Linked DNA regions of Homo sapiens: all the other regions are linked to region 1. Evidence: chromatin loops called from intact Hi-C (ENCODE). Cell type or tissue: dorsolateral prefrontal cortex. All regions are shown on one strand. Links, peaks and the distances in the headings refer to the core of each region. The heading gives the core; the rest is flanking DNA.

The links. Peaks named below come from ENCODE experiments on the same cell type or tissue, not always from the same donor. Only the 100,000 strongest peaks of a DNase experiment are listed, where the experiment ranks them.
Region 2: a loop joins it to region 1, with 2.5 times the contacts of the local background. A loop is called at or near these places in 3 of 110 quality-filtered maps.
Region 3: it touches region 1 in a loop (5-fold over the local background); 12 of 110 quality-filtered maps call a loop at or near these places.

What each region holds. Positions count from the first base shown.
Region 1 is chr17:52,102,434-52,112,684 of GRCh38, reverse strand. The region is part of intron 1 of CA10 (carbonic anhydrase 10); the gene reads left to right. Among named protein-coding and RNA genes, the nearest start is that of CA10, 51 kb to the left of the region's middle. In dorsolateral prefrontal cortex, for the core only: CTCF peaks have their summits at 5,648 and 5,860 (motif pointing right); a DNase peak (open chromatin) is centred at 5,834.
Region 2 is chr17:52,029,795-52,040,045 of GRCh38, reverse strand. The region is part of intron 2 of CA10 (carbonic anhydrase 10); the gene reads left to right. Among named protein-coding and RNA genes, the nearest start is that of CA10, 120 kb to the left of the region's middle. In dorsolateral prefrontal cortex, for the core only: no CTCF peak of the experiment used is centred there; a DNase peak (open chromatin) is centred at 4,525; H3K27ac peaks cover 561 bases.
Region 3 is chr17:51,293,491-51,303,741 of GRCh38, reverse strand. UTP18 (UTP18 small subunit processome component) reads right to left here. Exons shown (of 14, transcript NM_016001.3): 12 at 9,697-9,839; 13 at 6,739-6,777; 14 at 5,809-5,960. The coding sequence ends at 6,753. Among named protein-coding and RNA genes, the nearest start is that of LINC02071, 37 kb to the left of the region's middle. In dorsolateral prefrontal cortex, for the core only: CTCF peaks have their summits at 4,554 and 4,759; no DNase peak of the experiment used is centred there; H3K27ac peaks cover 868 bases.

The DNA.
Region 1 (10,251 bases), core at 871-8,870:
GGATATTTAAACTTACTCAATCTTCCTATCAACCCTAAGTGGTAGATAGTGTTCATTTCTTCACGATGATTACATTGAGAAACTTTCTGAAAGTACCACAGCTAATAAGTGATAGAACCAGTATTTAATATCAAGGAGTTTGGCTGTAGAGCAAGAGTCAGCAAACATTTTCTATAAAGGGCCAAATATAACTATTTTTTGGCATTGTGGCCAGCGTGGTCTTTTTCCCACCTATTCAGCTCCACTGTTGTTATCCTAAAAGAAGCATAGGCAATATGTAAATGAATGGGCATGGCTGTGTTGTAATGAAACTTTACTAACAGAGACAGGCAGAAGAGAGATTTGGTCCATAGTTTATGGGCTTCTAATCTAGAGCTCAGCTATATTCCTTTCCAAAATTAAAGTCTGTTTTTGCCATTAAAGTGGATGTATTAATACATGTGAGAGAGAACTTTTTGTATTGCCCATACCAAATTGTGAGTTTTTTTTTTTTCTTTTTCTTCTTTTCTCAAATACCTCATGATCCTAATAGAACTAAAATGAAATCTGGTGAATTGGGGCAGTAGGTCCACTTGTTTTACACACATGAATCTTCTGAAATTCAACAACTAGTCTTTAGGCATTCATTTCCTTGACTTCATGAGGGTGATGATGATGTATAAAATCCCCATTTCCTTTTATATGTTATCTATTGGCCACTCACAATTAAGGCTCTAGAACCACCTGCTAGATTTGTTTTCTGAATTCAATTTAGTCTCTACCAGTAGAGAGAGTATTAGATAAAAGTACAAGAAAAGAGCAGGTTCCTCAACCTGTTTAGGCTCCTTTTTATTTGTCCCTAGTCACCTGAACAGATGTGAAATCTCTGGAAGGGGCTGATTAATTCAGAAGGAGATGTAGGTAGAGCCAGGAGCACTGAACATAAAGTTGATAGTAGAATAATTAATACTAATAATTGACCTTTATAAATCACCTTGTGATTTACAAAAAGCTTTCCTCCATTCCTACTGATGACCAACCCAGCTCTCTCTTTCTATCCCTGAGTGCCTGGGGATTTGTCCTAATGGTATTTCAGAGTGTAAGGCTGCTGATACAATCTAATCTGAGCAGGTACTGGGACCTGTATACATTACTTATTCGTTCATTTGCTGATGGAGATGGAAACCCAAGCATGACATCAGTAGATCCACAAGACAATCCTTCACATCTTCTATCTCTTTAAATCTGGGTTCTTGCTTGTCAAGGAGAAGAAAAAGTACATTATTTAAAAGTGCACCTGTCACTTACATGCTTGGAAACATGTCACAGTGAATGGTGAAACATTATTAATTCCTTTTGCCTTCAAAGAATAATTCATGCACTTACAAGTATAATCTGCATCACAATGAAATATTTGGATGTAAGCGTAGGTGTAATTAGCACCAGAAAATCTCTGAAACAAGAGAAGCAAGAAAATTTACAGTTAAGTGAGCGTCATACATAATCAGTGTGCCTGGGAATTTAGGGGTGTGCTACAACCTTGTGTAGTCTTGGCAATTCTGAGGGCCAGTGAAGGGGAGGAATGTGACAGCTGTCTCCAAAGATTTTGAATATGCGGATGAGACAAAAGCTATTCATGCTGGCTTTGCACAGTCTATGCAATTTAGATTCTTCAATTTAGTTCAACTATTTATTGAGTCCCTGTCATGTCAAAAGCTCATATTTGGACATAGAATGATACAAATATAATAATAGTGTAGTGGGTGTTTCTGGTGCCTTTCCCAGATCTCCCTTACATGGTTGCTGTGAGTATAGGTTACTGTCAGCTCACAACTGCCCTATTCTTCGTGGAACTGTCCTTGGCCATGGGAGCTGCTTGGCCATGGAGGATACGTCCTTCTGTGCCCACAAAGGAAGGCAGCCTATAGCCAGTAACCAATGGATATGGAGGGTTTGAATGGGGGGAGGATAGAAATGGCTGGACCCATCCCAAGAGGGAACCAACCTTTTGGTGCAATTTATGCTTCAGACCTCCCTGTGGGATCAGGCTGAAGCTAGAGTTCAGCTTAGCTCCTCCCCCGACTCTGTCTTACTTCCCTAACTCCTTTCTTTCTGAGACCTCTCCTTCAGGTAAATCGCAGACACCCAAATCTCCATCTCAAATATTAACTCTAGAGAGCCCAACCTAGGATACAGTGGTATTATTTATCACATCAATTGCTAGGGGCAAGCATTGGCTAAGCCATTTGCATAAATGTCATTGGATACTTACAATAACTGTTTTCCTATTGGAATTGAGGCTCAGAGAGGTTAAGGGCCCAAAGCCCTACAGTTAGTAAAGTTGGCCTTCCAGGATAGGTCTGTGAGACTCCAGAGGACTCATTTTATCCTGCTGTCTGAGTTAAGTAAGGCACGTGATCATACCTGCTCCCTACCCACAGGAACTTACAGTTTAACAGGCAGAGAAAGCAAATGAAAAGCTATTATCAGAGAATGGAAGAAAGGTTATGGGGATCCAGGGGAGGGAGAGCTAGCATTCAGTTGGAAAACATGACTGTAGAGATTTTATCACATGCTTATACAGAGACCATGCTGATCTGTCAATTTTTTCAGCTGGACTCATGCCGGTGTCTAGTCTGGGGTATTTTATGCTTTGTGTTTGCAGAATAGTCATGCGGATGAGATTAGGAGGGTATGAGCATGCACAGTTATATAAGCTCCTCATACACCTGTTGCAGATAAAACTTCTGTGATCATGATGCCAGAGGATGCATGGGATGTGATGCCTCTAGATTCCAGAGATAATAGGAACAGGGTCTCAAATTCTTTAAGTCAGAAAGGAACATGATTCTTCTTTGCTATTGCCTTCTCTGAAATTGACTGCCTGAAAGTCATGAAACACACTGTCAATGCTCCTGTTCCTATCTTTTGGACCACTGATCTAAGATAGTAATAGTGGAGATGGAGAGAATAATGGAATGTGAGACCTATTTTTGAACTAGACCTGATAGATTTTAAAGACTTGCTCATGGGATTGAATGTGACTTGCATTAAACTCCCTCTCTATTAATTTCCAGTCCCTAGAAACTAATAGCCACTATTTTGTCTACAGTCCTCAGAGAGAACACAATGTAATCTGCATTAATCTGCAATAGTTTATTCCCCAACCAGGAAATGATCTGGGGAAAGATTACAGCCTTCTACGATGTTTCCCACACAGTGCCTTGTTCTGGAAGGTACTCACACTGAATAGAACTCTTGCTTTGGAAAAGTTAGTGCAGAATCAAACTCAAACATTTCTTCTCTCTACTCTATTGCTTTGGTTTTCCCCTGGAAATATGTGGTTTATTTTGTTTTTTGTCCCTTCGGAAAAGAAGATACACATGTATGCATCCATACAGCCCTAGCATCCTTAGAAGGACTTGAATGTTTTCTCCGAAAATCTCTTAGAGCAAAATTTTAAATATCAGAAAATAGTACTATTATCTGTGGGATTTGGTCTTTGTAGGGAAGATACATAATCTTCTTAATTATCATCTACAACATGAGTGTAATGCCCCTATGACTCCCTTCCTAGTATTGGTTTTGTTGCTGTTGTAATAAACTTACAGATTAATTTGGGGAGAATTGATGGCTTTATTATGTTGAGTCCTCCAATCCATGAACCTAGTAGGGATGTCTCCATTTATTGAGGTCTCTTTGATTTCTTTCATCAGCAATTTGTAATTTAATATACAGATCCTGTGTTTTTCACTTTTTTTTAAAAAAAGTTTGTACTTCAGTATTTTATTTTATTTCTCCATAACTTGTTGGGGTACAGTTGGTGTTTGATTACATGGGTAAGTTCTTTAGTGGTGATTTGTGAGATTTTGGTGAACCCATCACTGAGCAGTATACACTGCACCATATTTGTTATCTTTTATCCCTTGCGCCCTCCCACTCTTCCCCCGAAGTCCTCAAATCTCATTGCATCATTCTTTTTTTTTTTTTTTTTTTTTTTTTTTTTGAGACGGAGTCTCCCCCTGTCACCCAGGCTGGAGTGCAATGGCTCAATCTTTGCTCACTGCAACCTCCACCTCCCAGGTTCAAGCGATTCTCCTGCCTCAGCATCCTAAGTAACTGGGATTACAGGCACACACCACCACGCCCAGCTAATTTTTTTTGTATTTTTAGTAGAGACGGGGTTTCAGCATGTTGGTCAGGCTGGTCTCGAACTCCTGACCTCGTGATTCGCCTGCCTTGGCCTTCCGAAGTGCTGGGATTACAGGCGTGAGCCACTGCGCCTGGCCCATGGCATCATTCTTATGTCTTTGCATCCTCACAGCTTATTTCCCACATATCAGTGAGGACATACAATGTTTGGTTTTTGATTCCTGAGTTACTTCACTTAGAGTAATAGTCTCCAGTCTCATCCAGGTTATTGCAAGTGCTGTTAATTCATTCCTTTTATGGCTGGGTAGTATTCCATCATATACATATTATATATATATATATATATATATATATATATAAAAAATATATATATAAAAATATATTAAAAATATATATATACACCTAATATTGATTTTTAAAAAGCAAATACAATTATTCATTTCAAAGTGCCTGATAGAATAGTGCCTGGCTTATTCTTATAATAGAATAAGTGCGTGGCTAATTAAATGCAAGGACGTTTTATTTTTAAAAACAAATTCCTTTCTTGAAACTTGGTAAATTTTCCCTAGGCCAGATTATTGCTAAGTCAATCAATTTTACATTGTTGTATGTGGCATTTTCTGCTTTTTCTCATAGTAGAAAAGAAGTTCTTCCAGCATTGCCTTGCTCTGACTTTCTTAAATGCTCTTAATGTTTGTTGCAAGGATGGAGGATTACACTGTGCTCACCCTACCTGAGCAAATGTCTTCTTTGAACTGTGTCTAGGGACTGGGTAATCCACCAAAATGATGGAAGCAAAAGGTTGCCGATCACATTGCAGATCTGCTTTGTGGAGGGAAGTAGAGCAGCTTTTAAAAAATGTTTCTGCTTAGGGACTCAGAGCCAGCTTTTCTCCCTTGGACTTGAAGGGCCTCATCATTTTATTTTCCCCCCCAAATTATAAGAATCTGCAATAAATCTCCATCTAGAATCTGGTGTTGGATTTTTTTCTCTCCTATGTTCTAGATAATAAAAATGTTACAGTTTATTCAAACTGTTCATGTGGAGACAATAGTTTCAGCTACAAGTATGGGGAGCTTTGTGAGGAATAAATCCTATGTTTTCTAGAAAATTGTCATAGGAAAAAAGAAAAAATAACCTTTTAAAGGGGTTTTAAGAGGAATTATCTTTCCGAAAATTCCTCCCTGTCACTTATATGTGCTCGAGGTTAGTATGAATTGAGTCCTAACATATTGGAATTCAAAGGAACCCTGGAGATTTCATACCCTCCTTATTCACTTTATAGCAAGAGTAAAAGGGAATCAGAACTAAATCTCAAATTAGGACTCGATCGCAGGGCACCTGGCTTCTAACATGGGGTGCAGTCCCTACCGCCCCAGCTTGAGAGATTAAAAAGGGGCCTTGTGCCTGTCCTACCTCAACCTTCTCCTTTCATAGATGAGAGGGTAGGCCCATGTGAACTCAGATCTTCTGGCTCCTGGTCATGGTTCTTCTTAAATTATCAAATATATGGAATCGAAAGATCTTTCAGGAAGCAGAATATTCAAAAACAGAGTAGACAATTTGGGGTTTTATATACAGGAGTCTCCCCACCGTACTCATAATTGACCTTGAAAAAGTATGTTTGACTTGAAAAGGCCAATACTTTCTAAAAATAGCTGTAGTTTTTGTAGGATAGGTCAAAAACAGGCATGTACTCCAGCATGTGGCCAGTAGAGGGCGATCAAGTTAATACAATCTGAGCCGTGGGCTTTCAATTAATGCATGGAAGTGAATAAATAAAACAAAGAACCAAGTTAGTCTAAATGTTTTAAAACAAACCCTGTAATCAATATCTGCTAAATGGAGGAAACCAATTTTTCTTTATCTACTGTAGTCATTTACCAAGGAGTATTACAGAGTTGTAGCATAGCCTGTTACAGTTCCTTAATTAAGCCCTAGAAATCCAGGCAGCTTGCTATTCCATCATTGTCAGGGCTCTTGGTGGCCATCAGGTGGAAGACAGGCATGGAACTTGACATGTGTTTTTGTAGCACTTATAGCATTTTCATATTAACAACAACGAAAAGCTATACTCTTCCAGAGTGAAAGAACCTCTTATCAAATGTGATGGGGAGTAGCTCTTAACTCATTTCTCACACCTCCCTTTTCCTCCCTATTCAATTTTCAAGGACTCAGCAATAAACAAATCAGCGGTGGAGGATTCCACCTCCCTGGCTCACTCCACTTCCAGCATAAATCAGTTCTGCTCTTGATTAGAGCCATGGGCGGGTTGCAGCATTTGGAAACGGAATGAATGGCCCCGTGGTCAGGAAGACTTTCACGATCTTGAGTCACAGGCAAAATCAGTGTGGAGGGTGAAGGCAAGTGGAAATTCCCTAGTAATCCATTCGTTTGTGCATTTAGAAAACTTTCCTTAAACCCGTGATGCGGGCCAGCCCCTATAGCAAAATCTAAGAAATAAGCACAAGAAAGATCTTTGGCTTTACTTAGGAGCCAAGCTGGGTATTTTCTTGGACAGGAAATGTATTAAGAATACTCCAGAATTATCAACTTTTATTGAAAATTGACTATTATGTGCAATTATAACAGCTGGCATTTACTGAGCATTTACTATGTACTAGGGCTCTACTAAACACTTTTCATGCAATATTTCATTGAATCCTCATGACTTACTTCTTTTATGCTGTTTATAATCTCCTGATGCACAAAGGTGTTAAGTAGCCCAAAGTCACAGGCCTGGAGATGAGTCACTATGTCTCATATACACACACACATAAAATGCTAATCCACAATAAGGAAGGGCTCAATAAATGCTTTAGCATGTTAATAAGGTATCACTTAGTGGGACTTGCTGTATGTCATACAGTATGCTAACTTATTTCCATCTTACTTAATCCCCATGAACACTTCTGTGGAAGGTACTGTTATTATTGTCATTTTGTAGGTGAAGAAGCGGGTAAGAACCTTGCTCAAAGTAATATGGTAGTGAGTGCAAGAATAAGGATTTGAGGCCAGGTGTGGTGGCTCACGCACTTTGGGAGGCCAGGGCGGGCAGATCACGAGGTCAGGAGATTGAGACCATCCTGGCTAACACGGTGAAACCCCCTCTCTACTAAAAAATACAAAAAATTAGCCGGGTGTGGTGGCAGGCGCCTGTAGTCCCAGCTATTCGGGAAGCTGAGGCAGGACAATTGTGTGAACCCGGGAGGCGGAGCTTGCACTGAGCCGAGATTGTGCCACTGCACTCCAGCCTGGGCGACAGAGCCAAGACTCCATTTCAAAAAAAAAAAACAAAAAAACATGAGGATTTGAACCTGGGTCTGATTTCAGAGCTGGAGAGTTTAATAGGAAGCCAGTGGGTTTTGAAGCTTTAATGCATGTAGGAATCATCTGGGAGCTTGAATACAGATTCCCTGAGCCCGGGCCAGTGATTGGACCCTAATCATCTTACAAATCACCTGAGAAGCTTTTTAAAATTACCCATGTTGCCCTACCCCAGCCTAATGGAACCAGAATCCCTGGAAGCTGAGCGTCTAGACTTCAGGTGAGTCTAAAGTGCAGCTAGGCTGATCTTTCATCAGTCTGGGTGGCTCTCAGGAACCCCTTATTTTTTTGTAAGTACTCCAGCAAGAAAAGTTGCCTAAGCTCTACTGTTAATTAATCTAAGCTTTATCTAACCTACTGGGAGAAAAGAAATGGTTGTCATCCGTGCAGCAAATGATGAATCGACGGAAAGCCCTAGCAGGGCCAAGACTAGCGAGAGGCACCCAGGGCCCACAATTCAAGGAGTCAGTGCTTAGGACTTGGGAGAGGGTGAATGCCTCTTTAAGTCAGTACCCTCAGTGCTTCACTTGTTGTGCCGTGGAGTCCAGCACCTGGGAAACATTCCAGGAAGGCACCAAGAGAGGAGGAGAAGGAGGTAAGGTTGGAGATTTCAAAGAGGGTTGGATCTAGGGGTGGGAGAATGGATGCTTTGACAAAGTTCTCCCAGTAGTTATTGTTGTTTGTGCCCTCGTTTGAGAAAGACAGCTAAGAACAAGGCAGGAGGGCCAGGCACAGTGGCTCAAACCTATAATGCCAGCATTTTGGGAAGCTGAGGCAGGCGGGTTGCTTGAGCTCAGGAATTCAAGACCAGCCTGGGCAACATGACGAAAGCCAGTCTCCACAAATAAATGCAAGAATTAGCTGGGCATGGTGACGCATACCTGTAGTCCCAGCTAGCTACTCGGGAGGCTGAGGTAGGAGGGTTGGCTTGAACCCGGGAGGCCAAGGTTGCAGTGAGCAGAGATTGTGCCACTGCACTTCAGCCTAGGTGACAGAGCCAGAACCAGACACTGTCTCAGAGAAGAAAAAAAAAAAAAAGGCAGGAGGTGTGATGAGGGACCCCACCCTCCTTTGTATGGGAGCCAAAGGAGGAAGGAGCAGGTGCTGATTGCCTAACAGATGTCCTTATATTATCTTAAGTCCATTAGACTTGTGAGGCAGGTATTATTAATTTTTTAATTATCCTCATTTTATGGATCGCAAATGGAATCTCAGTAAAGTATGGTCATTGGCCCAAGGCCACAGAACTTTAGGTTCTGCAGAGCTGGGGTTTGAACCTAGATCAGTCTGGCTCCAAAGCCCGAGCTTGCTTCACTATATCAGTCTGCCCATGTGGAAACATCTAAGGTGTGAGGCAGCGCCCATGCCAGTGTGAAGTCATGTCATCCACCTAACCACCCAAGTGCTGGGGGGACTGCCTCTTGCGGTAAGGAGAAACTTGGGCTATGAACTTGAAACAAATGAGAGCCTTGGAAGAAGAAATGCGATGAACTGCACCCTTCATTTTGTGTATATGAATCACCAACAGTAGTTCCCAGCTTTGTGACTAAAGACAAACGTCAATGCCAAAATCACCCTAGTTCATCCTAGCTGCAGCATCAAACAGTCATGGCCACCTAATCCAGTAGGGAAGCTAGCAAATGTTGAGTTTCCCTAATTTAAGGGTCAGCAGTCTCGGGCACAGGCACAGACTACTGAGTTGCTCTGATTAGGAGGGAGCTTACCCAGACTCACTCTTCAGCAAGATTGACCAGCTCCCTGTGGGGGAGCAAGAATGAGATTCAGGTGACAAGCAATGGTATAAAAATGATGTGTGAACAAGTGCAAACTTGCCTCTCTGGCCTTAGAAGTCACTGTGGATTGTGCTGTGGACGACTGGGAGAGTGACTGGCAGGGAGTTGATCCTGGAGCAAGTGCCAGAGCTTGTGGTCACTGAAAAGCCTTAATTATCTAACCACAGGTGGTTCCCAAAGAAAGAAAACAATAACGCTATCCTCCTGCGCTAAATAGTGGAGAAGTCTTACTTAGGGCTGTGTACAAAAATTACCAGGGAAGATGGTTTTACAAAACACAGGTGCTGGGTATAACCCTCAGACTCTGATTCAAAAGATCTAGTGACGTTCTTTGTAGTTTCAAAATCTCCAGGTTATTCTCATGATTACCTTAGGCTGAGACAATTCTAAAAGTGTAAACCCAAGGACAACAAAAAGAAGTGAGAAGTGCGTGCACATAGCAGGAAAAAAAAAATCTAATACATGAAAGCCCTTGAGGATGTATATGCATGTCAACAGTAAGTGACTTCCGTAGAGGGTGAAGGGTACATAAGAATATATGTGGGATGACATGAATTTTGGACCTTTTGTAAGGTTTAAACACTAAGAATGAAACATCATTCTTAGTAATGAGGTTGAGGAAAATTTTATTTACATTCTTGAGAAGAATACTGTTAAAAGATAAACTGAGGCACAATAAAATTGTATAGAGTTTATTCGGGCAAACAGTGACTCATGAATCAGGCAGCAAGTGGTTCAGGGTTCCACTGAAGAAGCCCAAGAGGGAGGCTTTTATAGTGAACACAGAAGCAAGGCAAGGAAGATATCTGATTGGTTTGGGTTATGTAGTTGCCTCGTTTTGTCTGTCCTACTGGAAAGCTTCTAGTTACATAACTCTGTGTTAGATGGCAGCTTTTGATTGGTTCAGTTAAAGTTCCATGTTTCTTAATGTTGGCATTTATAAGAAATAGCTCAAGTTAAGTTCCACTTGTGGTTGCGATTCAAACAAGTTTAAGGTCAC
Region 2 (10,251 bases), core at 661-8,660, 72 kb after region 1:
ACACATTGTGTGTCTAGTCAGTGTCACCTTCTGAGAAGACCTGTTCTAACTCAGGATTGCTTGATCCTTTGGAATCTTCTCTGTACCATTTAATCAAATATCTCTTCCTCCTGTTTATCTGCTATGTCCTCCTGAATAACATAGAATGTACTGTATTATATATTAATAATTGACGACCATTATGAGGTCTCTCTTAAATCGTCTTTTATCTGAATTACAATCCTCTGTTGTCTTATAGAGAACATGACTTTCAGACCCTCTTAATGTACTACCCATTATTCTTTGGACAAACTCTAATGTGTTACTTTTACACTTAGCATATGATTAAAAGAAATGAATATTCTAACTTAAATATAGGGTGAATGAGTCAATTACTTCCCATGACAAAGAAATTGATTTCTATTAATGCAGCTTAAGGTGGTATTAGCTTTTTTCAAATGTGTAGAGATTTAATTTCTAGGTCTATCTGGAACTAAAGGTAATTTAAAACCCATTTATTTTCTACCCAAATGATATATGGGTAGCAGAGATGATCACAGGGAGCCCATTGGTTCAGCCATCTGTCTGGGCTTTGGATAGAGATTCCTGCTGGTTTCAGATCACTTTAAAAAAAATCAATGTAACTTTCATTCCCTGAATTAAAGCCAGGGCCTGCTGTTTAAGATGATCACTTCTCCCCTGAAATTTTCTATCAGCTTCTAGCTGACAAAAGGTGCTGTGTGGAATGGAAGTATTTTTTTAATCCCTGTCAACAGTGAGAATAGGAACTTAATCTAATATTTAGAGGAAAAAGTTACTCATCCTGGATTTCAGTGCTACAATAATAATACTCAGAGAGAAATTTGTCTAATACGTATTTGCTTTCTTGGAATCATATCAAGAACAAGAAAATAAAGATATTCTCAGATTCCTAAGAACCAAATTGTCAAGATGGGGGAGAATTAATCTACACTTCCCTTATCACAGGAATTTCAGAAGAGTAAATAATTATAAAATGCATGAGTTGGGAAAAATTTTAGAAATCATTTAATTCCGTTCTCTCACTTTACAGGTAAAGAAAGTGAGGCCAAGAGAAATAACAGGCCTTCTGACCCCTAGTCAAAATTTCTATGACACTATTTGAAATACTTCTTGAAATATACCATGTTATTAAAATAATTCGAAACAGGACCCAGAGAAACACCAAGTCTTAATTGCAATCATGTTTTGATGATTAAGGCAAAAAGGAAAGGATAAGCAAAAAATTGGCAAGAGAAATGTTTAAAGAGTGTAGAGCAGGGAGGAAGTCAGGAGTCCTATAACTTATTGTCTCTTAGATACAGAGAGTTGTTCCAGTTTTGCAAAATGCCTGCAAAATACATTGTCTTACTTGCTTCTCATCACAATTGTATGAGGCAAGTAGATGAGACAGATCTGATTTCTCTCCTTTATAAATCCATTTTTTATACACGTATCTGTTATTGCCTCAGCAGTACAGATGCCATTTACTAGATCAGTTAATGGATGCCAAGTCTCTATTTACATCTTGCTTTAGTGTTTAATTCAGTTTAGTCTTCTGTATTCTAATTCCAAAAAGCAACATGGTATCAGAATCCTGAAGTATTGTAAGAATCATATTCAATTTTGTACTGACATAAGCTGCTCTATTTGGGCAAAAATTGGTAGCCTCTCCAAGCTTCTGTGCACTCATTCTTGAAATGGGAACGATAACAGTATTTTAAAGTTTATGTGACGATAAAATTACTTTTGACAAGTGTGCCTAGTAGATACCTGGTTACTTTCCTCTTCTTCGTAAGCCGTCCCCTCTCCCACATCCTCTCTGTAAACTTCAGTTCTCTGTATCCCACTCAGTTGTTCAGTTTATGTGCATAACTTCTTAATTAATTTTCTTTTGCTTGTCCTGAATTATTTAGAAATGCATTTTAAGCATGATACCTGTTTCCTCCATCCTTTCAATACTGTTTATTGACTGCCTTCTGTATACCAGGCACTTGGATACAACGAAACAATTGGATAGAATACACACCAACAGAGAGGGAGTAGTTTTTCACCTTGAGGAATTGAGGAGGTAAATAAAAGGAGTGTAGGTTGTGAAAAAAAAAATGCTATAAAGAGTTTTGGGCCAGAGGATAGTAGTAGGTGGGCAAGATAATGAGGGTCTGGTATGGAACAAGAATCAAGCTTTAAGGTATGAGAGAATTATTTCCTTATTTTAGGAAAAGTTAAGGGAATTCTTCACTGAGGGAGCAGGATGACCAAAGGCACAGAGGCTAGAAAAGTCACGGTGTGTATTGGGAAAATACAGACTCTGCATAGTTAAGACAATCTTCATAAAAATGTCAGAGGAGTTGAGGCTGGTCTAGTGTCATCTGGGGATCACAGAGGGCTTGGAATGTCCTTGGGGAGAGGGTGAGAGTAAAGCTTTCAAATCTTTATTCTTGAGGTTTTTAGGAGGAGGGTATTTTGTTCATTATGGGGAGAAAAATTGCTCTTTGACTTAATTTCTGCTTATCCCCTTTTACCTTATATGCAAATATATATTTCTTTATGAAATGTACACAATGCATTCCACCTAGTATAAAGCAGAGGTCTAAGTTGCCTCTCCTGGTTCTAAATCCAGGTGTTACTCACTGATCTTTATCTTGCTTGATCTCTGGAGTATTCTATATTGTTGACTGCAACTCCTCCTTAAAATTATTCTCTCTTAGCTACTTGGATGCTGTCTCATGATTCTTCTTTTCTACTTCTTTTCTACTTCTCAATGCTGACTTTTTAAGCATTGGTGTGAACTCTCTTCTCCCTACATAATATTGCAGGGTGATATTTCACTTCCATCTATTCAACTGCCAACCCAGGGATTTCGAATTTGGGTAGCCAAGATCTTTCTTTTGAGTTCCAGACATTTCCATTTCGATATCCCACTGATTTCCAAAATTGACCTCATCATCTTTTCTTCAAAATCTTTTCCCAATTCTTGGTTACCACATCACTTGTCTTAATCATTCTCTCCTCCTTCAATTATAATGGAGACCTTAGAATGCCACTCTTCTGCCACTCTCTGCTCACTGCCCTCCCTGAGTCAGGCAGGGACTAGAGTCCTTCATTTTCTGGCCTTGCCCGCCTCAGTAGCTCCACCTGCACCTCATACTTTAGTTCATTAATGACTGTGAATGTATCATGCTCTGATACATCACTGGCTATAATAATAACACAAATAACAATTGCCCATATTTATTAAGGACTAATTGTGTTTCAGGCACTAGGCCAAAACACTATACATTCATTATCTTATGTAATTCACACATCAACCCTAGGTGGTCAGTTCTTTTATTATCCCTATGTTTGGAAGAAGACACTGAGGTTTTCAGGTTAAATAACTGACCCAGGCTAGTAAGTAGCAGAGCCAGAATTCCTACTGTGAAGCATGATGCCATGTTGCTTCTCTTATGCCTTACACAATCTGTTCCCTTTACCTGGAATTTCCTCCCCTCACCTGCCTATTTTTCCTGTTGGATGACTATTTATTCTTCAAGATACTCCAGGTGGCCCCTCCTTCAAGAAACCAGGTAATTCTCTGGGGTCCCAATGTTTCCTATGCTCCCAGGAGTCTTACATACTGTATCATCTATTATCTCATTTCTTCTACTATACTGCAAGCTTCTGGAAGGCAAGGACCATGTCACATTTATCTTTATATACCCAGAGCCTAGCACAGCACCCAGGATACAGTTGTAACTTTATATGTTATTTTAAAATAAACAAGATTTCGAATGAAGCCTAAATTCTTTTACTTGCTGTCTGATCTCACTTAACAAAATTGGATCAATTCTATTCATTGATCCAGTTTGGCCTCATTCTATTCAAGTATAAAATGAGAAAGTTACATTATAACGGTGGACACCCCCACATGTGGCCCCTGGCCCAGCAGCATCAACATCCTCTGGGAACTCGTGGGAAATGCAAATTCTCAGGCCCCACCCCTACCGAATCAGAAAATCTGGGGGTGGGGCCCACCAATCTGTGTTTAACTAGCTCTCCAGGTGATTCTGATGCATAGAATATTTGAGAACCCCTAGACAAGGTGTTGGCCAACTACAGCCTGAGAGTCCATGAGCCAAATCCTACCCAAGGCCTGTTTTTCTATGGAAAAGTTTTGTCAACTTCTGTACTAAATGCTAGTGAAGCAGGATACTTCCCTGACCCCTTCATGGGACTCACAACAGGAATGCCTCATTTACATAGCCCACCGCCCTCAACTCCTCATGGGAGAGAGTGCATGAGCGAACGAGGCAGGAACTGGAGTGCATGAGTGTTGGAACTGACTAGACACATCGGCACCAGCAGGAGTGAACTCCATGTGGGCCCCACGGCAGCATCCAGGTAGGGGTGCCTGTGACCCCTGAAGCCCCAGATGATGTGTTACAGTGCTCTTTTAGCACTGCCATCTGTGGATGGCTTAAATGTTAACAGCTCAGTGAGTCTTTTGTTTTTTTGTGTGAGGCAGCTGCCCTCTGCCAGCAAGGGCAAAGGGCCAGTGTGACAGCTTTTTGTATCTACACTCATGGCTCTTGGGCTCTTGTACAGCATCCAGGAAAAGTGAGGTCACACAAATTGAAGAATGGTAAATGCAGGAGATTTTATTGCCAATGAAAGTGGGTCTCACTGGGAAGGGGAGCTGAAAAGGGGACGGATGAGAGGGTAGGTAATCTTCCCTTGAAGTCTAGCCATCTCTGGCCAGATTATTCTCTGAAGTTACTCCATCAAGCCATCCCTCTGAAGTCAAGCTGCTGCTCTCTGACATCCAGCTGCTCCTCCTCTCTGCTGGCTGACTCTGGGGTCTTTATAGGCACAGGATGAGGCATGGTGGGGCCATGGGTGGTTTATGAAAAGGAAACATTCAAGTGGAAAAACAGCGATAGAATTTCTCACTTTGGGCTGTTGTTTCAGGCTTTTCAGCTTGAAGGTGGGGCTTCACCAGAGACTCACCCTTTTCTGGCTAGAATTTCTCTGCCTCCTGTCCCTATCAGTAGGATCACCAAGGAGCCTTCCAGTTATACAGTTCTTTTGTTGTGAGCCCAGTGTGATATCTCTGATTGCTTCTACCTTGTAATCAAAGTTAATTCTACTCCCCTAACCTTAGTTTCCTTGTCATGAAAAATGAGATTGAAGTAAGGTTATCATCACCCATCCCAGCTCTCCTGTCCTCTACCTACTTGAGCTGTGCAATACATTGTTTATTTTTATTTCACCATCACTTATTTATTCCTGTAGTCTCTAAGAGCTTTCAAACACTAACTCATTTAGTCATTGTAGCACTGTTATTAGCCATATCTTATAGGAAAGGAGTTGACACTTGGAGAGGTAAAATCATTCTCCCAAGGTGTCACGCACTGGTGAAGTGGTTGAGCTGGACTGGATTGGACTCAGACAGCTTGGCTTCAGATCCCTACTAATCTCCCCATAAAATAGAGGGGACTCCTATGTAACCATCCCCCAGCTCTATCAGATCTAAAAACCTGCCAATTTGTGTCACATTTCCCTCTTCTCTTTTAAGAAATAAAGATACAATCACAGTTAAAGGCAACTATGTACATCTTAATTGATTCTCTTCTTTACTTTTCTACCTAGATCAAACCACTGTCCAAGACTCTATATTTGCATTCTCACACAAGCTTTAAAAAACTTTGAGATATAATTGACATAGGCTGTACATATTTAATATATACAACTTCATGAGTTTAGAGATAAATACACACTCATGAAACCATCACCACAATCTATGCCATAAACCTATCACCTCCAGAAGTTTCTTTCTGCTCTCTTTATTATTTCTACTATTTTGTGTGTGATAAGAAAATTTTACATAAGATCTACCATCTTAGCAAATATTTAAGTATACAATACAATACTGTTAACTATAGGCACTATCCTGTACTGTAGATTTCTAGGACTTGTATATTCCAAGTGCGGATAAAGTGCTTTGTACCCTTGACTAATACCTCCTCACTTACCCCTTCCTGAATTTTTGTCAACCACCATTTCACTCTGCTTCTATGAGTTTGACTAGTTTAGATTTCACATATAAGTGATATCACGCAATATTTGTATTTTTGTATCTGGCTTGTTTCACTTAGCATAATGTCTTCTAGGATCATTCATGTTGTGGCAAATGGCAGGATTTTCTTCTTTTTAAAAGCTGAATAATCTCTTAGGAGTGCAAACCCTATTGTATATAATTGATCAAAAGAGATATTTTCACTTGCATGTTCATTGCAGCATTATGTACAGTAGCCATGCAAGCCTTTTAATGTATACATTAAACAGTTTGTAGTACTATTTCCATGCTGTTAATCTTTATTGTTATGGTATCTTATAGAACATATCTTTCTGTAGCTTGTTTTCTTTTTCCACTTAATATGTTTGTTGAGACTTATTTATTTTGATAGATCCATTGGGTTTTAGTTCATTTAACTGCTGAATAGTACCCTATTAAATGGATTTACTACAATTTATTTTTCCATTCTGCACTTCATGAAAACTTATTTCTAATTTTTCGCTATGATAAACAATATGCAATGAATGTTCTTTTTTATTCTTGGATACACATGTGGGTTTATATCAGGAATTTGACTTCCGGATTATAGGGCATATGCATCTTCAATTTTATTAGACACTTCGGTGATATTCTCCAAATTAGTTCTACCTATACATGGAGTATTAACCTATGCCTTTATGAGTACTTGGCATTGTCAGTCTTTTGTATTTTTTCAATATGAAGGGGAAAAATGAAATCTTCTAATTGTTTTCTCTGGGTTCAAATTGGTATGAGCCACAGTATCCAATTTTACTACTCTATATCTTTGTCCTTGCTCTTTCATTTTGTATGAAACATTCTTCTGATTCTCCACTTAACAACATCTATTTTTCCTTCATGACCCAACGCAAAAATTTCTCTGAAACCTCTGGTGGCCCACCTTCCTCCAAATCCATGTTGTAGTTGGAGTCATTGCCAACCACTTAGTAAGCCAAAAATCTTAGTTCTCTTGACTCATGCCTTGACGTATACTTCAATTAGGGTTCTCCTTTGTGTTTCAAGACATTTAGATCCTAATTAGGATAATGTTTATGTCAGTTGTCCTTGCAGAATTTTTGATGCTCCCCTTTCATTCTCAAATGTCACACTGTTTGGATAATGAATCAATGCTGACCCTTATAGGCTTTATTGGAGTATATTGACATCCCATGTTGGCCCATTTTTCTCCCTGGCAAATCTGAGATCTCTTAGACCAGTGATATTTTCAACGTGCCTGACTTCCAATATTTGCTCAATAAATGTTTGCTTCTAGCCAGCCACTCCTTTGTCATGCAGAAGGAAGGTTTCCAGTCATATTTTATTCTCTTTTCATGGGGCCCGACTTGGCCCAAACCCAACTTCTCCTTGCCAGAGAGAAGTGTAAAGAATGCTTTCTCTGCAGAGGCATAGCCCATTTTCTTATGAGCAACCGGCCAAGAGGAAGGTACCATGAAGACAGTAACTAAAGGAAAAGAAAGAGGCTGCTTTCTAATTTTACTTCAAGCTTTATTTAAGAGTGAAGTTTCATGAGATAATTAGATTAAGTCAGAGTGTTTCCAGCATGCAAAAAGAGGTACAAAGCCTTATGGATTACAGTTATTCAGAAAGCTATCAAGCAGACCAATGCATAAAAGGAATTGCTCTTCAAGGAAGATTCCTTGCAGAATGAAAATAATAATAATAATAATAAAGTGATATTGATATCCTTTGGTTGCCTTGGAAATACTAGTTCATCTGCTCCTGTAAGGTATTATGGTTCATCCCACTATATTAGGTTTAATAGAAAATCACATAACCAGCTATATTTTTAACCATGTCTGGGATTTAAAGCATTCACTGGGCTGTAGTGATAGTGGGTAAGCATAGAATTGTGCATTTTAGTTTGTGCATTGATATGACCTCCTTGGGTTGAGAGGGCAGAAAAGCCGGTGCTTTTAACTTACTCGATTTTTATTTGTGTGTATTAGAGATCTTTACTGTGCTCATGGCAGCTCTTGTATTTTTTCAGAGTGCTTTCAATTTCAAATTTTGGTCCCTCTGTTAAAATTCTGTATTGCCCTAAATATGTGGTCACGGTAACTAGATCTCAAAACTTTCAGGGAAGCCAGACATTCTCAATTTCTAATTTTTATCAACTGTATCTTTTTTTCATCATTTGATTTATCGATTGAGCAACTTATTGCAAAGGGAAATTTGGCGGAATGGGAGAAGATATTAGCATTAATTAAACACATGGCATCACCAAAGAACTGTGTGAAGAACTCTTTACTTATTATTGTCTTTAATCCTTGAGATGTTAGAAACCCTTGATATTTTTAAAAAATATTTTGGGAAACTCTACTAGAAAATGATAGAGCTTTATATGAATCCTTTACATGAACAGTCACAGAATCCCATGTTATTCCTATTATACAGTGGTGAATTGGTGAACACTACCTATAATTTAAAAGTGTCAAAATTCACAAGATTGGGTGCAGTTAAGTAAATGTGTTTGTGCTTTACCCGTTGGAGAGTTGGAGTCACAGCCAGGCACAGTGGCTCACACCTGTAATCCCAGCACTTTGGGAGGCCGAGGTGGGTGGATCACTTGAGGTCAGGAGTTTAAGACCAGCCTGGCTAACAATGCAAAACCCCATCTCTACTAAAAATACAAAAATTCGCCAGGCATGGTGGTGCATGCCTGTAGTCTCAGCTACTTGGGAGGCTGAGGCATGAGAATTGCTTGAACCCAGGAGGCGGAGGTAGCAGTGAGCTGAGATCATGCCACTGCACTCCAGCCTGCACGAGAGTGAGACTCCATCTCAAAAAAAAAAAAAAGAGTTGAAGTCATTGCCAACCACTTAATAAGCCAAATATCTTATTTTTCTTGACTTATGCCTTGATGTATACCTCTATTAGGGTTCTCCAGAGAGGCAGAATCAATAAAATATGTATGGATAAATGAGAAGAGATTTATTAAAAGCATTGGCTCATGTAATTATCAAGGCTGAGAAGTCCCATGATATCCTCAAGCTGGATACCCTGGGATGCCAGTAGTGTGGCTCAGTCCAAGACTGAAGGCCTTAGATCTAAGGAAGCTTATGACAATCCCCATTCCATGACCAAAGACCTGAGAGCCTCAGGTGGGGAAAGGGGTTGCTGCTATAAATTCTGGAGCCCAAAGGCTGGGAGCCTGAAGTTTTTGTCCAAGAACAAGAGAGGAAGAGTGTATCCCAGTTTCAGCAGATAGATTGACACATTTGCCTTTTCTGGACTTGGAAGAATGAATGGTGCCTCCTCATATCAAAGGCAGATCTTCCCCACCTATTTTACTCAGACCCACATGCTAATCTCCTTGGAAAAACCCCTCACAGACACCTAAAAATAATGCTTTACCAAGTTTCTAGGTATTGCTTATTCCAGTGAAGTTGAAACCTAAAATTAACCATCACAGTACCCAAGGACTGCATATTTAGAGCAGAGATGGAAATGGAATCCCATTTGTGCCTCCTGTGCTTCCATTTATGTGGGATTCTTCAATTCCCACAGGACTAAAGCAAGTTTCCTTTGTCAGCCTGAACATCCCTGTCCCACCTCCTCCTCTCCATGGGTGCTGCTTCTGGTTACACACTCTTTCTCCCTTTCATCCATTGATGTTATCCCACTGTTTTGCAACTCATCGTTAAGAGAGAAAGGTCAACAGGCCCTACGGCATGATCTTTAAAAGGCTGATAAGGTCAAGATAAATGCATCCTCTTAAATCTGTTTTTAAAGGCCAGAACCATTCATGCATTTCTAGGAGAGGATAATGACATCAAAATTATTACCAGGAGCCAGTCCCTGTGATCATCAGGGGCAGCCAGGATTTACTGCTCAGCTGGACAGAAGCCTTTGCTACTACACGCCTATGTTTCATCCCTGGTGGACTCAATTTTAGGGTATGAAGAGCAAAGTCATTCTCTCTGCACTCTGCAGCAAAGCAGTATGTGCTCTACAGAAATGAACAGATGCCCTCACTTGACGTAAAAAGTCTTATAAAAGTCTTTCTCTCTTAAAGTATAAATACACAGTGTGTGAGATGTATACATATGTATTATAATACAATAAATTATAGAGTAGATCCACTTTTTAGTTCAGTTACATAGCTTTTTTCATACTTGGATTTGAAATGAAACATATGGCTAAGGAGTTATAAGTTT
Region 3 (10,251 bases), core at 1,301-9,300, 810 kb after region 1:
TTAAAATACAAACACTCACACACACACACACACACACACACACACACACACGCATCTTCGATGTTAGCTTTTAATTGAGCTGACTTTTAACCATTGAGCTCCTTTTAAAAAAATATTTTTAGATTTCATTACCATATTTCAAATAGGACAAATTGCTGCTATTTCAGAAGTACCAAGTATTAAACCAGAAAGGGCTTCATTTAGGGACAAAACCCAGGCTGTCGTGGTGATAAAAAGAAGGCAGAACATTGGCTATGGAACTCCACTGTAGGGTAACAGCCATTGCTCTTACAGTTTGGCCTGGCTAGCCAAAAGGTGGCCTTCTTATGTAAATAAAGCCCCTTAAGTAATCAAAATCAAATATCTTTCCTTTTTTTTTTTCTTTTTCCTGGCCATTTTTCTCCCCTCACCATACCACCTTTGTGTGTGTGGGAAGGGGGGTGTTGGGGGAGTATGGGGGAATTGAAAAACAGCCAGCAAGAGGGGAAAAAAAAGGAAAGATTGTTTATTTGGACTACTTAAGGGCTTTATTTACATAACAAGTCCACCTTTTTGTGTATGTTGGGAATTTAGCCAATTCAGAGGGCTTGTTCCCCATAATTTGAAACTTTCTTTGGACTTGATCAAGTCAGATACAGTTGGTCAAACCCAATGGGAAAAAGGTTGAAAGAACAAAAACAGAGACAAACAACAACAAAACCGTTAAGCAAAACAAACAATTGCACAACTTAAATGATTACTGAGCACTCTAATGGTAAGGAGAAATGAAGACCAGTTGGTTGTTAACCTTAACTTTAGCCAAGACAAACCCCAATTCAGTTACTTACCTAGGGACAGGTCTCAGGCTGGAGACTGCTCTCTATTATCCTAGAAGCAGGAAAAAAAACCCTCAAATTTGCCTTCCCTGTTGGGAGCAAGCTCAAAGCCCTAAAGGAGTAACCTATTTGTCATGGAAGCAGGAAAACTAGCCTTCCTTGTGCTGGAGGAAGCAAATAAAACTCACAAGAAAAAAAGGAGTTGTAAAGCAAAATAAACTTCAGATCTTGACCAAATTTTGAGAGATCAGGGATTCTCTGGAGGGCGTGCTTCCAGGCCTCAGCAAATTGCCCTATTGGTTTGAGCCATCAAGACAGCTCAAGATGGTACCAAGCACCAATAGGAGATTTGTCAAAGGCCGGGAGGCACCTCCACTCAGAGTTCCTTTGTGGTTACCAAAATGTGAACCCTGAATATCTGAGACAGGTCTCAGTTAATTTAGAAAGTTTATTTTGCTAAAGTTGAGGACTTGCACCTGTGACACAGCCTCAGGGAGTCCCGACAACATGTGTGCCCAAGATGGTCAGGGCACAGCTTGGTTTTATACATTTTAGGGAGACATGAGACATCAATCAATATATGTTAAGAGGTACATTGGTTCTGTCCAGAAAGGCAGGACAACTTGAAGCAGGGAGGGGGCTTCCAGGTCACAGGTAGGTGAGAGAAAAACAGTAGCATTCTTTTGAGTTTCTGATTAACCTCTCCAAAGGAGGCAATCAGATGTGCATTTATCTCAGTGAGCACAGGGATGACTTTGAATAGAATGGGAGGCAGGTTTGTTCTAACCAGTTCCTGGCTTGACTTTTCCCTTTAGCTTAGTGATTTGGGGGCCCCAAAATGTATTTTCCTTACATGCCTCTGTCCCCCTAAAATATCTAAAATCAAGCTATAACCCAACCACCTTGGGCACATGTTCTCAGGATCTCTTGAGAGTCTGCATCGGGCCTTGGTCACTCATATTTGGCTCAGAATAATTCCCTCAAATATTTTATGGAATTTGACTCTGTCGCCAACTTTTTGTTCTGTCTGTAATCAAGTCAGATTTTTTAAGTTTATAGAATTTTGATACAGGCGTGCAATGTGTAAGAATTGCATCATGGGGCTGGGCACGGTGGCTCACGCCTGTAATCCCAGCACTTTGGGAGGCCGAGGTGGGTGGATCACCTGAGGTCAGGAGTTCCAGACCAGCCTGACCCATATGGTAAAACCCCATCTCTACTAAAAATACATGTGGTGGGGGGCGCCTGTAATCCCAGCTACTCGGGAGGCTGAAGCAGGAGGATCACTTGAACCTGGGAGGCGGAGGTTGCAGTGAGCCAAGATTGTGCCACTGCACTCCAGCCTGGGCGACAGAGCAAGACTCTGTCAAAAAAAATAAAAATAAAACATGGCAAGTGGGCTATCAATCCCCTCAAGTTTTTATCCTTTGTTACAAACAATCCAATTACACTGTTATTTTAGAATGTACAATTAAGTTATTACTGACTATAGTCACTTTGTCACTTTGTTGTGCCATTAAATACTAGGTCTTACTCATTACAGAGAAAAATTGGAAACATAATGCTTTGAACCAGTCTTTGTAGCAGGGATTGGGCTAGAGAAAAAACTCAAGTTTAAAGTCAGTCTAAACTACCTAGCTTATGTGACAGTTAATGGAGAAGCTTTAACATTATAGGGAACATAAAAAGTGTTTGGGAACAGTGGAGGACAGGGTGTGGAAATGTGTCAAGTTTGGCATGGCAGCCAGGCACCCAGGCCAGTGGTCCTTTAATAAGAAATGTACATTGAGGTGAGAACGGTGGCTCACGTCTATAATCCCATCACTTTGGGAAGTTGAGGCAGGCAACTGCTTGAGCCCAGGAGTTCCAAGACCAGCCTGGGCAGTATGGAGAAACCCTATCTCTACTAAAAATATAAAAATTAGATGGGCGTGGTGGGGTGCCTCTGTAGTACCAGCTACTCGGGAGGCTGAGGTGGGAGGATCACTTGAACCTGGGAGATTGAGGCTGCAGTGAGCCATGATCATGCCACTGTACTCCAGCCTGGGTGACAGAGCAAGACCCTGTCTCAAAAGAAAAAAAAGAAATGTACATTGAATGTACCAATGTAAACATATCTGTTTATGGCCGGGTGCAGTGGCTCACGCCTGTAATCCCAGCACTTTGGGAGGCTGAGGCAGGTGGATCACCTGAGGTCAGGAGTTCGAGACCAGCCTGGCCAACATGGCAAAACCCCGTCTCTACTAAAAATACAAAAATTTAGCCGGGCGTGGTGGTGGATGCCTGTAATCCCAGCTACTCTGGAGGCTGGGGCAGGAGAATCTCTTGAATCAGGAGGCAGAGGTTGCAGTGAGCCGAGATCACAACATTGCACTCCAGCCTGGGTAACAAGAGCAAAACTCCGTCTCAAAAACAAAAACAAAACAAAAAACCCTATCTGTTTCTAAGTTATCTCTATGATCTACAGTATGAATACATTATGTAACAAGAATACTTTTTTTTTTGAGACGGAGTGTCACTGTGTTGCCAGGCTGGAGTGCAGTGGCATGAACTTGGCTCACTGTAACCTCCGCCTCCCGGGTTCAAGTGATTCTCCTGCCTCAGCCTCCCGAGTAACTGGGACAAAAATACTTTTTACACAGCATAGAAGTTCTAGTATTTCCTTCCCACAATCTAAAGGGCTGTATCTCATACCCTTAAGAGTATGCAAACCCTGCTTTGTGGACCACTGATCTATGTCAAAATGATGGCTTTGGGACCAAGATGCTCAATCTCTTGAAACTTCAATTTACTTTCCTGTAAAATGACAATGTTATTTTCCTCACAGAGGAACGAGAATTATATGAGATTCTATGTATGTATTACTGATGTCAGCACAATTACAGCACCAGGGGGTCGGAAAGGCTATCCACATCCCCACAGCCTACCTTCTCCGCCAGCCTCCATTTCCTCCAGTTTAAAAGAATGGAAAATGCTTTGTTTCTTGTGTAATGACTTTGCAGATGCATTTAAGTATCATCCCAAGTAGCTTAAGAACTCTTCGAAGCTGTGAGCCAGCACCTGACTTCATGGGCATTTGCTTGCCTCCATCCCATCCTCAAACTGGAGGTGCAGATATGCCTACAAACCCTTCAGCTGGTCAGCTTATAACAGGTTACATATCCGTACCAGAAACACACACATACGCACACACTTAACGTCCATCGGTAAGGCAAATGACTTTTCACCTGGACTTTGTTTAAACAGAGGAAACGTCTTCGTAAGACTAATCATTCTTCGGTTCACTAACTATTAGTGAGGATGTGGGGGAGAGATGAATGGGATACATCAAAGATTTCAACTTGTCGATTTATCAAAGTATACCCAAGTACATCCTGTGTGGCTCTGGATGGCAAAATATCACCTCACAGCTCAAGATGGTTCCCCCCAAAACAGAGAGACATGAGCCACTTTCATGCTGTCACAGCAACTGCCAAAAGAGCATCTGTAAAGAATTTCATGGCTATGGATCTCATTTCCTTGAAGAATTAGCTTGGCACTGGTTACAAGGAGACGCAATGAAAGTCTGACTCGAATCCCTAACTCTCATTGAGGGGGAAAAAATATTAAACATTACAATACAAGACACAGGATTAGTAGCACCTCTGTAGAACAAATAGCACATCTGTCTATCTTGGAGATTAGAACTGGATTCTTTATTCTGCTCCTAGTAGTGTATAAAAATGATCTAGAGAGTTTAACAAAGAACAGTTAAAATTTAGACTCTGCTTCCATCATTTTCTGTAGGATAAGTTCCTATAAACTGTCACACTTCTGGGAACTGAAAACCATACGCAAAATAAGCACATATAAGGCTTGGTGTCCATTTCTGAAACAATTTTGCTGAAGCTAAGGACAAGGTGACAGCAAAAAGCTCCAAAAGCCTTGCCTTCAACTATTCATGTGATCCAATGCTGCCCTCTAGCAATGGGAGAGAGAAATAGCACTAACAATCCCACTGGTTTCAGGAATTCAAGGTTTTAGCATTAATAGTATTTACTATGGAAAAAGTTGCTGAAAAAGGAGGAAGTAGGGGAAGGGTCTCCACAATTAGATTGCAACAGTCCATCTCAACAGAAAATGTTCTTTTAGAAAGACACTGGGATAAGTTAACACAACCCATACCTATTGGACTGCTCTATGTCCTACGTCCTCTCCAGCTGACCCAGGAGAGCCTTGAAGACACGAAGGGACTCTCCACTGACCTGGAACCTATTACTTCACCGGGCAAAGCTACTTTCTGTTGCTGAAAAAACTCCCTCCTCCGCCGACTTCTCTCTTCCATGTTTTAGTAGAGGGTGGGGCTAAAAGCTATTAGACCTAACTTGATACTTCTCGTAACACCCGCCCAACCCCTTTAATACTTCCTAAATGCACGATATGGTGTCAGTTCTTCCTAAGAAATGTAAGGACTGGTCTCAAGCAAGGTTATATTATGATAAGAGAACTATGGAGCCAGCTGCCAACCTTGAAATACAAATTAAACATTTAAGTTGGCATAATGAACATTTCCAGGAAGGGCAGTGGCTAATAATCTGTAGGACAAGGCTACCAGGTTTACTATGGCTCCTCTTCAAATGACAATGACAAAGATTTGAAGTAATAAGGCCAGAAAAGCCTTTTCATTTCCAAAATCATCTTTCCTGGAAGACTTGGAAGTTCAAACTTCACTACGTGAGATTTCACTGCTCTCATATCAAGCCGACTGACCTCCATAGCTCAAGAGACTACCTGTTAGCTGATCCCCTAAAGCATGGAGGATCGATTCAGGAAGGGGGATCTATTCAGGAAGAGATCTATGCATCAGGGTTAGCTGTATGAGAAGTATGAGAAAATCTGCTTATATTATTTTTGGCTACAGACAGGTGTTTCCAATTTCTCATGTTTAGTCTTAAATGCATCCAAGTTTGTGTGTGTGTGTGTTGGGGGTGGAGGGAAGAACCAGATACACTTATTTTCAAACAAAAGCTGCCACATGTTTATTAAGACATTACTGGCTCTTAAGCACAGCTGGATCTATAAATCATTTTCCATATATTATCACATATTCAGGAAAGTTTCTGAGATGATATATCAAGACAGGCTTCTCTTGTGACTCAACTGGACCTGAGGAAAGAACAAAAGAAATTACATACCTGATTTATAGCTGCTGGTCATCAACAGACACGTACTGGCAATGTAATCTTTTGAGACAGGAGAGCTAAACTGCTTTCCCCTCCTTGCTAAAGCTTTGCCCAAAATGCCTGTACCTTTAAAAATCCTTTGTCCTAATTAAATCTATCTGCATTCTCAAAGTCCCTCAACATTCATTAATCTCTGAGGAGACCAAACAGTCAACTGTGATGAAGAGGCCAATTGCAAAGCTCAATCTCAGAACCACCACATCTCAGGCCTGAAAGGACACCATGAGAAGGGAAGGATGTTCTATGGTTTTAAATATTGGGCAGCAGAACTAATGGCCAGCCCCATTATCTAGCTCTGTGAAACAGAGCAAGCTGCTAATCTCTCAAGAAACATATATATAATAAGAGGATTCAAGCTCATACAAGCTATAGCTATATCTGAAGACCCATCTCTCTGTGTTATTAAGTCTTTTGTGGATTAAACATGTTCAGTAATTACAATTTTGATGAGAATTATTGAATGCAACATTAGAGATCAGACCTCAGAAGAACCGAGCCAGATTGCTGTGATTTGGGATAAGAAAGGAGGGTCCAACTTCAGCTAGACAGTTCCTGATCTACTTCCAACCCACCCCTCTAAATAAAGATGCAGTAACTTAGGGGTAGAGAAACAAAGCTCAGCTAATGTGCTGCTTCCACCAACTGACAGCAATGGGTGTATCTTAAAACCTGCAGAATTTGTAAGAAAAGGGTTTTCTTACTTCAAATAGTCTCTTTAGAAGTCTGAGTAATGGTGCAACCTGGAAAAGTAAAAAATAAGTCATCTGAACAACTTTGTAATTACCCACAGTGTTTTCAATTAGATCACAGAAGGGCACTTAGGAAGATTTTAGTGGGAAAAATATGTAATCACAATCATTCACACCAGGCAGTTAGGTTCAGACTCCTCAATCTGACATTCTGGAGGATCTGAACGCCTCAGATTTTAGGTAACATGAGTAGGCTTACTCCAAAGTTTCACATGGGGGGTCTATGAAATACCTGATCAGACATAAACAATAAAAATGTCATCAGTCAATTCCAGTCACTGGTATAGCTAGAAACAGTGTCATTCTAAAGAGCAATGCTCTGGTGGAAAATCTAATGGCCTTTGGGTCTTAGAGAAAAAAAAATTTCACTTATAAAAATACCAAAGGATTTGGAAGAAAATTCTAAGTGCAATAAGAATCTGCATCCTTTTATAAAATACAAACTGAAACAGAACCACTCCAAATCTGATCTGAAATGAGACTGATGAAATTATCCTGGTATAACCTGTTTTCCTTTCAAAGTAAGTAGAACTGTAAACCACATTATTGTCTGGTATATTCTCCTTTCACAACTATTTCCTCAAAACCAATTTACATTCCTCCTTTTCTTCACTCCAGATTTTAGTCCGTTTTGAAAGCAGGAATTCCCTAAAGCATACAAACATAAACACAGGGTTCTATGTAGCATTCACTACCAACACAAGGAGCAAGGCAAGAGGGCTGTGATTTACATCACAAGTTTTCTACTGAAAGCTCTTTAGTTCTCCCTAAAGATCCACCTTGTCACCTATATCTTCTAGCAATGATGCAATTAGGTTTTGTTTGTTCCTGTTTTATAGCCAAGTATGTTGGGTACAGAAAAGAACCTGGACAGCGCATATAAGTTTTGGTTATCTTTGTGGTTAACACCCTTATTTACAGCTTACAGCTACAGGGAAAGAAACACCTTTTAAAAAGAAATCAATTAAATCTAGTGGAGTAAACTGAATTATTAAATCAGCAAAAGCTAATCTAAACATAAGGCACGAAGAAAGTGGAAATATTATTAAAGTGGCTTTTTCTCAATTTGACATTCTCAAAATAGTGCTTTCCAAAAAATATATATATTCCCCAGGTGAAGTTTCCTGCTAGTGACATTTTATGGTAGAAAATTACCCAAAGTACTGCCCAAGGTTATTTATAGATTCAATGCCATCCCCATCAAGCTACCAATGACTTTCTTCACAGAATTGGAAAAAACTACTTTAAAGTTCATATGGAACCAAAAAAGAGCCCGCATAGCCAAGTCAATCCTAAGCCAAAAGAACAAAGCTGGAGGCATCATGCTACCTGACTTCAAACTATACTACAAGGCTACAGTAACCAAAACAGCAGGGTACTGGTACCAAAACAGAGATATAGACCAATGGAACAGAACAGAGGCCTCAGAAATAATGCTGCATATCTACAACCATCTGATCTTTGACAAACCTGACAAAAACAAAAAATGGGGAAAGGATTGCCTATTTAATAAATGGTGCTGGGAAAACTGGCTAGCCATATGTAGAAAGCTGAAACTGGGTCCCTTCCTTACACCTTATACAAAAATTAATTCAAGATGGATTAAAGACTTACATGTTAGACCTAAAACCATAAAAACCCTAGAAGAAAACCTAGGCAATACCATTCAGGACATAGGCATGGGCAAGGACTTCATGTCTAAAACACCAAAAGCAATGGCAACAAAAGCCAAAATTGACAAATGGGATCTAATTAAACTAAAGAGTTTCTGCACAGCAAAAGAAACTACCATCAGAGTAAACAGGCAACCTACAAAATGGGAGAAAATTGTCGCAACCTACTCATCTGACAAAGGGCTAATATCCACAATCTACAATGAACTCAAACAAATTTACAAGAAAAAAACAACCCCATCAAAAAGTGGGCGAAGGATATGAACAGACACTTCTCAAAAGAAGACATTTATGCAGCCAAAAAACACATGAAAAAATGCTCATCATCACTGGCCATCAGAGAAATGCAAATAAAAACCACAATAAGATACCATCACACACCAGTTAGAATGGCGATCATTAAAAAGTCAGGAAACAACAGGTGCTGGAGAGGATGTGGAGAAATAGGAACACTTTTACACTGTTGGTGGGACTGTAAACTAGTTCAACCATTGTGGAAGTCAGTGTGGCGATTCCTCAGGGATCTAGAACTAGAAATACCATTTGACCCAGCCATCCCATTACTGGGTATATACCCAAAGGATTATAAATCATGCTGCTATAAAGACACATGCACATGTATGTTTATTGATGCGGCACTATTCACAATAGAAAAGACTTGGAACCAACTCAAATGTCCAACAATGATAGACTGGATTAAGAAAATGTGGCACATATACACCATGGAATACTATGCAGCCATAAAAAATAAAGAGTCCATGTCCTTTTTAGGGACATGGATGAAACTGGAAACCATCATTCTCAGCAAACTATCACAAGGGCAAAAAACCAAACACCGCATGTTCTCACTCAGAGGTGGGAATTGAACAATGAGAACACATGGACACAGGAAGGAGAACATGACACTCCAGGTACTGTTGTGGGGTGAGGGGAGGGGGGAGGGATAGCATTAGGAGATATACCTAATGCTAAATGACGAGTTAATGGGTGCAGCATACCAACATGGCACATGTATACATATGTAACAAACCTGCACAGTGCACACATGTACCCTAAAACTTAAAGTATAATAATAATAAAATAAAATAAAATAACCCAAAGTAAGATAATGAAGATGAGAGTCAAGATAAACAGACTAGAATTTATTAACTGTAGAATTAGGAATATATAGTATCTCTTCATACTGTCAGAAGTAGTTTATAGGTATCTCTGACTTTTAAACATAAATAATACCTACCTATACATCAGGGCCTTGCCCTTTTCATTCCCCAAGGCAAAGTATCCACTTCTCGGAGAAAAATCCATGGTATGAACATGAGAAATATTCTTATTTTTAATGACTGGGAAGTTTGAAAATACTGTACAGGAAGGAAGATGAACCTGCAGGAGATAATAAAAAACTTTAAAGTGTAACAACTGGGAGCTCATGTTTCTTAAATTGTAATCTTCACTCTATCTTCCTGCTGAAACATAAAGCTCATTTTGATTGTAGCACACAAGAAAGTACAGTCTATTAGTGCAGCAAAGTGTTCCAAAATTAAGTTTGATCTTTTTTTATTACTTTATTTTTATAGTTAAGAGATACAGCTGCAGTTTTGCTACATGAATTTCTTGCACAGTGGTGAAGTCTGGGCTCTTAAGTGTCACCATCACTCCAATGGTGGACAGGGGTGTCCAATCTTTTGGCTTCCCTGGGCCACAACGGAAGAAGAATTGTCTTGGGCCACACATAAAATACACTAACACTAACGACAGGTGATGAGCTTAAAAAAAAAAAAAACAACAACTCATG